Linked DNA regions of Homo sapiens: all the other regions are linked to region 2. Evidence: chromatin loops called from intact Hi-C (ENCODE). Cell type or tissue: mammary epithelial cell. All regions are shown on one strand. Region 1 holds the start of KCNG2 (potassium voltage-gated channel modifier subfamily G member 2). Region 2 has its middle 4.3 kb from the start of HSBP1L1. Region 3 overlaps ATP9B (ATPase phospholipid transporting 9B (putative)).

Region 1 (2,500 bases), 160 kb after region 2:
GGGACTTGTGGGTTTAGGGGAACGTTCGGGACGCGGAGCGGGCCCAGTTCACCTGCCGGACGCCCCCTCCGTCCATCCGAACCCGGGAGCCCCGCAGGAGGGACCCTTCTCGTCCCCAGTGACCACAGTCCGGACCCGGGCTGCGCTCGGCGGGCAAGGCTGGGAGCTCCCCGGGCCGGAGGACGGGGCGCATGGGCTCCGGGTTTGCAGAATTCGCGGCTGCGGGAGCTGGGTCTTCTCTCCCCCAATTCGGGCCGCGCCCCGGCTGGTCGGAGGAGGCAGAGTAGGGGTGCGGCCGTGTGTCCGAGCGGGAGTGGGGCGTTCATCTCCGGGGAGAAGGGGGACCGGGAAAGGCGCAGCGCGCCGAGCATTCGCCCACACCCCGCCCGCTCTCCGCGCGAGCCGGGTGCGCCCCCAACCGAACCGGGGCGGGCGCCGGGAGAGTCGGGTTTTCCCGAGACCCGCGCCCCTTCCTCGCCTTCGGCTCACCCGGGCTCCCGCAGGACCAGCGCGAATAGACGGGGCGATCCGCGGCCGAGACCTCCATCCACGCGCGCGGCGCGGCCAGACCGGCGAGCGCCTCCGGCCCGACGCCCCCCTCGACTCCCGGACTCTGGGCGCTGAGCGGGAGGGGGAGGCACCAGCCCCGCCCGGCCCCGAGCCGCCCCCGCCCCCTTGGCCCGAACAGGGGGATTCCAAGGTCCCCTTCGACCCTCCCGCGCCCGCGCGCACCGCGCACCCGGAGAAGAAGCTGCGCGCGGAACCATCAGACAGGAGCCCGCGCCCCCCGCCCCACCGCCCACTGCGGCCCCGGCTCCTTCGCCGCGGACCCCCCACCCCCGGCCCCACGGCGCGCTCAACTTTACCTGCGGTCCAGACTCCGCGAGCTCCGGGCTCCGCTTACCCGGCCGGCGGCCTCCTCGGGGCGGAGCGCGGCGTCTCTGGAGCCGGCATCCCGGACTCCGGCGCCGCCCCGCGCACCGCCCCCGTCCCAGCCTTCAGTGGCGCGGCGCCCCCTCGCGACATCCGCGGGTCCCCAGGAGCGAGCCGACCCTCGGCTGGGTTTGGAGCCGGGGCCAAGTCCACTCGGAGGGAGCACGGAGCCCACCCAGCTGCCCTTGGGGGCAGGAGGCCCAGGCCCCACTCTGCACACCGCCCCCACCAGCGCACGCCCTGGCAGGGGCACACACGCTCACACTCACACAGGTGCACACTCACATCGGCAATCTGTGCAACTCATACGCTCACTGCCACACTCATAATCACACACACAGGTGCACACACATCGGCAATCCGTGCAACTCACACGCTCACTGCCACACATAATCACACACAGGTGCACACTCACATACTCTCATAACCCCAGTCATTCATACTCACGTACATGCATACACACGCTCATAACCACATTCATCCAGGCACACATGGATACACTCATACACACACGCATGCACACTCACACACAAACACTCTCAATGTCATTCCAGAGGCACGGGCTGCCTCCTGCCTGCTGTGACCACTCCAAAGCAGCCTTTGGGGTACAGGGGAAGAGACGAGGAACCCGGCCCAAGACTCTGGAAGGACAGGACTGTGGGTTTTCAGTCAACAGCCAAGGCACTTCTCGTTGAGCGGATCCCCAGGAGACGCCAGCTGTGAGGACTCCGGACGCTTCTGTGGGATGGATCCTGGAGCCGCAGCGGAGCCTCTAGTGAGTGGATGTTTCTCATTTGCATCCACAAAAAGGAAATGTTCCTCTCCAGCTCCAGCCGGAGCACCAGGTCTTGGAAGGGAGGCTCTTCTCCATGGAAACATCTACCGGATTCAGAGCAGGAGGTGCCTGCACTGCTGCCTCTGAAAGGGCAGAGGCTGCTTTTTGGGGGGGCAGCTGGTGGTTAGCGGAGGCCTTTGAGGCTGAACAGATCTGCCCCTGGGGACATTGCCCTGGGGATCCAGTGGACGTTTGCAGCTGCAGGAGGCAGAAGCAGCCAGGACCCCTTTATCTCAGAAGCCCCTGTTAAATACACTCATTAGAAAAGTAAACGAGATAACTCAGATTGCGCTGTCTGTGCTGGAACGCAGGGGTTGCCCTACAGCTGGTGGTTTGGACGTGGGGGTCTGAAGGGTTTCTCAGGCTGTGCATTCTCTGACCTCGGTCTGTTCTTCTTGGTCCAGTTCAGCCCTGGCTGCCTCTTTCAGACCCTGCACCTTGACCCAGTCTCTGGTGGCTGTGACCGTGCAGAGTGCAGTCAGCCCATCACCTCCCTTTTGCAGACTCTATATCTACTGATCCAACCAAAATGCTCACCAGCCTTTCCAGGCACCACATCACGTTTCAGACAGCCCTGGCTTGCTAGTCAAAGCTCTAGGTCTGTGCAGTTGTTGGGTTTTTTCCCCCATGATTTTCAGTTACTTGATTCTTTAAAAGTCTAGGTTTTGTATATTACAATTTGTCCCTAGTACATTTTATTTCGGTAGTTTTTATTAGGTTAAACTTTTTCAT
Region 2 (2,500 bases):
AACGCCTCTCTCCTCTCCAGCCGGCATCGGCCAGGCTCATATTGGGCCGTCCCTCCAGCCCTGGCTGCTTTTTCAGGTCAGGCTTCTTGGGCAGCCCGAGTAGGACCACCCAGCATCGCCGCACACAGCAGCCTCAGGCCTCACCGACATAGGCCGGGTGGTCTGTGGAGATGACAGGACTGCCTTTCTTTTTTCTGGGATTGGGTTTTGCTGTGTCACCCAGGCTGGAGTGCAGTGGTGCAATCATAGCTCACTGTAGCCTTGAACTGGGCTCAAGGGATCCTCCTGCCTCAGCCTCCCGAGTAGGTGGGACTACAGAGGCACGCCACCATGCCCGGCTACTATTTTTTATTATTTTTCTAGAGACAGGGATCTCCATATGTTGCCAGGGCTGGTCTCAAACTCCTGGGCTCAAGTGATCCTCCCACCTCGGCCCCCCAAAGCGCTGGACTTACAGGCACGAGGCCATGCTGGCCAAGGACTGGCTTTCGAGCAAAGCTCTTCAGCTGGATCTGATGGAGACAACACAGTGAAGGGGTGGGTTGCCCCTCCACACCTGTGGATGTTTCTTGTTAGGTGGAACGAGAGACTTGGAAAAGAAAGAGACACAAAGTATAAAGAAACAAAAAGGGGGCCCAGGGGACCGGCGTTCAGCATACGGATCCACACTGGCACCGGCCTCTGAGTTCCCTTAGTATTTATTGATCATTATCGGGCGTGGCAGCAGGATAATAGGATAATAGTGGAGAGAAGGTCAGAAGGTAAAAACGTGAACAAATGTCTCTGCATCATAAACAACGTAAAGAAAAAAGTGCTGTGCTTTTGATGTGCATATACACGAATATCTCAATGCCTTAAGGAGCAGTATTGCTGCCAGCATGTCCCACCTCCATCCCTAAGGCGGTTTTCCCCTATCTCAGTAGATGGAATATACAATTGGCTTTACACCGAGACATTTCATTGCCCAGGGACGAGCAGGAGACAGAAGCCTTCCTCTTATCTCAACCTCAAAGAGGCGTTCTTTCCTCTTTTACTAATCCTCTCAGCAAAGACCCTTTACGGGTGTCGGGCTGGGGGACGGTCAGGTCTTTCCCTTCCCATGAGGCCATATTTCAGACTATCACATGGGGAGAAACCTTGGACAATACCTGGCTTTCCCAGGCAGAGGTCCCTGCAGCCTTCCGCAGTGTTTTGTGTCTCTGAGTACTTGAGATTAGGGAGTGGTTTGAGGTTAGGGAGTGGTGATGACTCTTAACGAGCAAGCTGCCTTCAAGCATTTGTTTAACAAAGCACATCCTGCACAGCCCTTAATCCATTTAACCCTGAGTTGACACAGCACGTGTTTCAGGGAGCACAGGGTTGGGGGTAGGGTTACAGATTAGCAGCATCTCAAGGCAGAAGAATTTTTCTTAGTACAGAACAAAATGGCCCTCTGCTCAAATTCTACAATGCCAATATGGACTGCGGGTCTTCAAAGTGGTCTCCTCTACCTTAGGAACACAGCAAGAAAATGATGTGCATTCTCGATTTCACAGCTACTGGAGGAGTCATCGGCCAGATCGGCCTAGCAGTTGTTTCTTTTTGACCCGATAAAATTATGTTTAGAATAGCTCTCAGTTTTCCTGCTCATGTTTGGCTTAGGATAAATGTAGAAATTGTGCCTTCCTCAGCATATGCTGCCTGGGTGGCGCATGAACTGACAAAAGAGAAACTGCCGAGTACTAGCCCAGGATGAATAATTGACCATGGGAATCTAAATATTAAAGAATATTAATGTGTATTCTGAAGTTACAGAAATTAGCCAGTCTTTCCCTGGTGTGAGGACAGACAATTGGGAAGAAAACAGTCTGGGTAAGACTGAAATAGCTAATTACGTGAGCGAAGATGCAGACTACAAGAGCAGAATGTAGACATGAAACAAAGCTTTAAATTAGAAAACCAACGTTTTATTTTGGATAGCTGAAAACGTCCCAGTCCAACCCAGTGTAGGGTGCAGCTGTCTTTATGAAGCATGGGTGTCCATGGAGGTGCCCAGTTGCCCCTCGGATCCAGTGTGGGTGGCCTTGTTTCTGAGGCCCTAAATCTAAGACGCTGCTGATTTTAGGGTGCACTGTTATTATCAGAAATGGAGAAACGCTGCCAATTAAACGTTAAGTTCAGTTCTTATTTTATACTCATTAAAAGAGCGATTTTATAATTATTGATGCTGGTTGATGGATACATGCCTTTCATTATGTTACGCTCTTTTGTGTTTGAAAAGTTTTATTTAAAAATTATATAAAAGCAGTTCTTTTGGGTATAGATTTGGGTATACAGATCTGAGTAGAGACTGTTGCTCCTTTCTTTTTTTGAGACAGGGTCTTGCTCTGTTGCCCAGGCTGGAGTGCAATGGCAGAATTACGACTCACTGCAGCCTTGACCTCCTGGGCTCAGGTGATCCTCCCACCTCAGACCCCTGAGTAGCTGGGACTACAGATGCACACCAATGTACCCCACTAAT
Region 3 (2,500 bases), 580 kb after region 2:
TGCGGCCCTCAAGGCCTGGCCGTCACTGAACTGGAATCGGATGAGACTATGGAAAGCAGTAGCGAATCCTCGCCTGCCTGCCGCCCCTGCTGAGCGGCTGGCACTCTGCTCTCATCACCCCAGAGCACCAGGCCCCAGTCTCGGGTCTGAGCATGAGCTGCTCTGATGACAGGCTTTGCTTGTATCTTCCCGGTCTCGGCTTCAACCTCCCCTTTCCAAGGAGTCTCCCGAGGCTGCGGGCCCTGCTGGTTCTTCCGCAGCACGCACCTTCCTGTGACCAGCTATTCCGGGCCGCGGACAGGACCGTGAGGGTCACGCCTCTACATGTAAACCTAGAAACACGGGGCCAGCGCGGCACTGGACGCTGCCCATGACACGCAGAAGCGAGGAATGGGCTCCTGCTCATGCAGCACCGCCGACTCCACACATGCAGAATGCTCTCCCCAGGCTGGGCGCCCTCCTGAAGGCCTCTGGGGCTGTACGGCCGGCTCAGAATTTCTAGGGCTGACACAGGTCCAGAACCTAAAAAGCGATGAGGTTACGCCGCAAGCAGGTGGAAACACAGCCTCTCCACCCCTCGCCTGACCCGAGCTGGCTCCTGAACTAGAGCTGGAACTAGATCTAATGCCGATCTAATGACCCTTTAGTGGGCTATTATTTTCTTTAGCAGAAAATCCGTGTCACAGACCCCGTTCTGATTGCCTTGCTGCATGCCCGTCGTCTGCTGGGAACGCCCTGTGCATCTCATTTAACCCTCACAGCAGCAGCCCCCGCAGGGGGTGATTTTCGTTTACGGAGGAAAAGACCCCTTCCTCCTCCAGTCTCTACCTGCCCTTAATACATCTCGATTTCTTGAGACAAATCTTCAACTGTCTCCCAATCAGGATCCAACTGATCGAAGGCTGGTCGTTTCTGTATCTGAAAGCTGTACTGCAGTGTTATTCCCAAAGGCTCAGGGGTTCAGCTTTTCTGAGGTTATCGACAATGTTATTATTCTATTAGTCAGTTTCACAGGTGGGTGGTTTACTTTTAAAGGTGCACGGGGGAGCAGCCTCTGATTTGCCCTTGGCCTCCACCCCCGAGGCCTGAGTGTGTGACCCCATCTCCTGAGCTGCTGGCTGTGGACTTAAGATTTCTACCGTCCCAATGCCCCTAACGCAAACTGCTGCGGCAGAAGCGAAAAGACAGGTGAAATCCAAGTCAGCCCCAGCCAGGACGTGACTTCCAGGAGACACCAACTCGGGGCACAGAAGGGAAACTCCCAGGCAGCCTCCGGCAGCGACCAGACGCGCCCACATCACCGAGCGGACGCCAGCGACACCTTGTGGGAGCGCAGGAAATCGCGCCCTCGCAGGGCCGGGCCCGTCCGGAAACTCAGGATGCTCCAGCGCCGACAGATGACGGCAGAGGAATTCCATTCAACAGGCGCTGATGCGGTATCGGGAAGAAAGGCAGCTTGATTGCTCTCTGTGCCTATTTTCTCCTCTGAAAAGCTGCGGGGGAGGGCGGGTGGGTGCTGGGCAGTCCCTCCGCTGGTTGGTGAAACGCCTTCGGAACCCCACGCACACAGCTCCGCCAGCATTTCAGGTGACGGGGCCCACCCTGATGGGAAACGACGCGGAAGAAAATGAACAGGTGAAACTCCTGGCGGAGGCTGCCGCCTGCGTGGAAAATACGGAGAAACTCTCCTTTGAGACAAGAGGCCTGGCGTTTGACCAACTTCTGCTGAGGCCTCCAAGAACAGGCATGGCTGCAGACGACGGCACAACACACCGGTTTCGAGGAACACCCCAGGCACAGGACACAACTGAGAAAACGAACTCCTGGCCCCAAAGACCTTCCCAGCTTCCCAGAAGCGAGGGGTCTGGTTGGGCGACACCATGAATGCAGCGGGGCAGCCGCACAGGCTTTCATCCACCTCAATCGGTGCCTGTTTCCAGCCAAATAAAATAGGAAACCCATGACCAGGCAAGTGGGCCATCTTAGGGGATTTGAGTTTTACAGGACAGCTGATCTCTATATATAGAAATGGTGTTCGAGTGTGATTTTGCAAATAGAAAAAGGATGGGAAGGACACGCATGCTAGCAGCAAAGTCTCTGGGCAATGATTTACATTGGTGGCCGCAATGGAATTGCGTTCGGAAACGCCACTGTTTACGCAACTTGCCTTTAGAGTGTGTGAGAAGAGCTCTTTATGTGAGAACTCAGTAACTTGACTGTTTTTACTGAAAAGCGAAATGCAAGTATAAAGCGAGGGTATCTTCAGCAAAGGGCAGGCTGTGGGGCAGGCCGTCTGTCTGAGTGGGAGCTGCAGCTGATGTGGACACGGGCCTCCGTGGAGCCTCAATTTTATTACATTTGAGTAGGAATGACTTTGTGTTATAACATCAAAGAAAGAATCTGAATATGAGGGAACTGCAGAAATTAAACTTTCAGTCTAATTCTCAGAATGCCAGAGTAAGATGAACCCTTTACAGTAATAGTGAAATAATTCGGGCTC

Evidence for each region. Hi-C counts contacts between places; a loop is a spot of excess contacts. Peaks named below come from ENCODE experiments on the same cell type or tissue, not always from the same donor. Only the 100,000 strongest peaks of a DNase experiment are listed, where the experiment ranks them.
Region 1: it touches region 2 in a loop (12-fold over the local background); 11 of 110 quality-filtered maps call a loop at or near these places.
Region 3: a loop joins it to region 2, with 10 times the contacts of the local background. A loop is called at or near these places in 7 of 110 quality-filtered maps.

Annotation. Positions count from the first base shown.
Region 1 is chr18:79,796,381-79,798,880 of GRCh38, reverse strand. KCNG2 (potassium voltage-gated channel modifier subfamily G member 2) reads right to left here and starts at 943. Exons shown (of 4, transcript NM_012283.2): 1 at 867-943. RefSeq lists a silencer at 893-1,132 and an enhancer at 1,064-1,660. In mammary epithelial cell, no CTCF peak of the experiment used is centred here; no DNase peak of the experiment used is centred here; H3K27me3 peaks cover 840 bases.
Region 2 is chr18:79,959,094-79,961,593 of GRCh38, reverse strand. No RefSeq gene overlaps it. Among named protein-coding and RNA genes, the nearest start is that of HSBP1L1, 4.3 kb to the left of the region's middle. RefSeq lists an enhancer at 858-1,542. In mammary epithelial cell, a CTCF peak has its summit at 1,173; a DNase peak (open chromatin) is centred at 1,203; H3K27ac peaks cover 1,387 bases.
Region 3 is chr18:79,377,975-79,380,474 of GRCh38, reverse strand. It overlaps ATP9B (ATPase phospholipid transporting 9B (putative)), which reads right to left. Exons shown (of 30, transcript NM_198531.5): 30 at 2,192-2,500. Among named protein-coding and RNA genes, the nearest start is that of NFATC1, 17 kb to the left of the region's middle. RefSeq lists an enhancer at 1,072-1,622. In mammary epithelial cell, a CTCF peak has its summit at 1,321 (motif pointing left); a DNase peak (open chromatin) is centred at 1,314.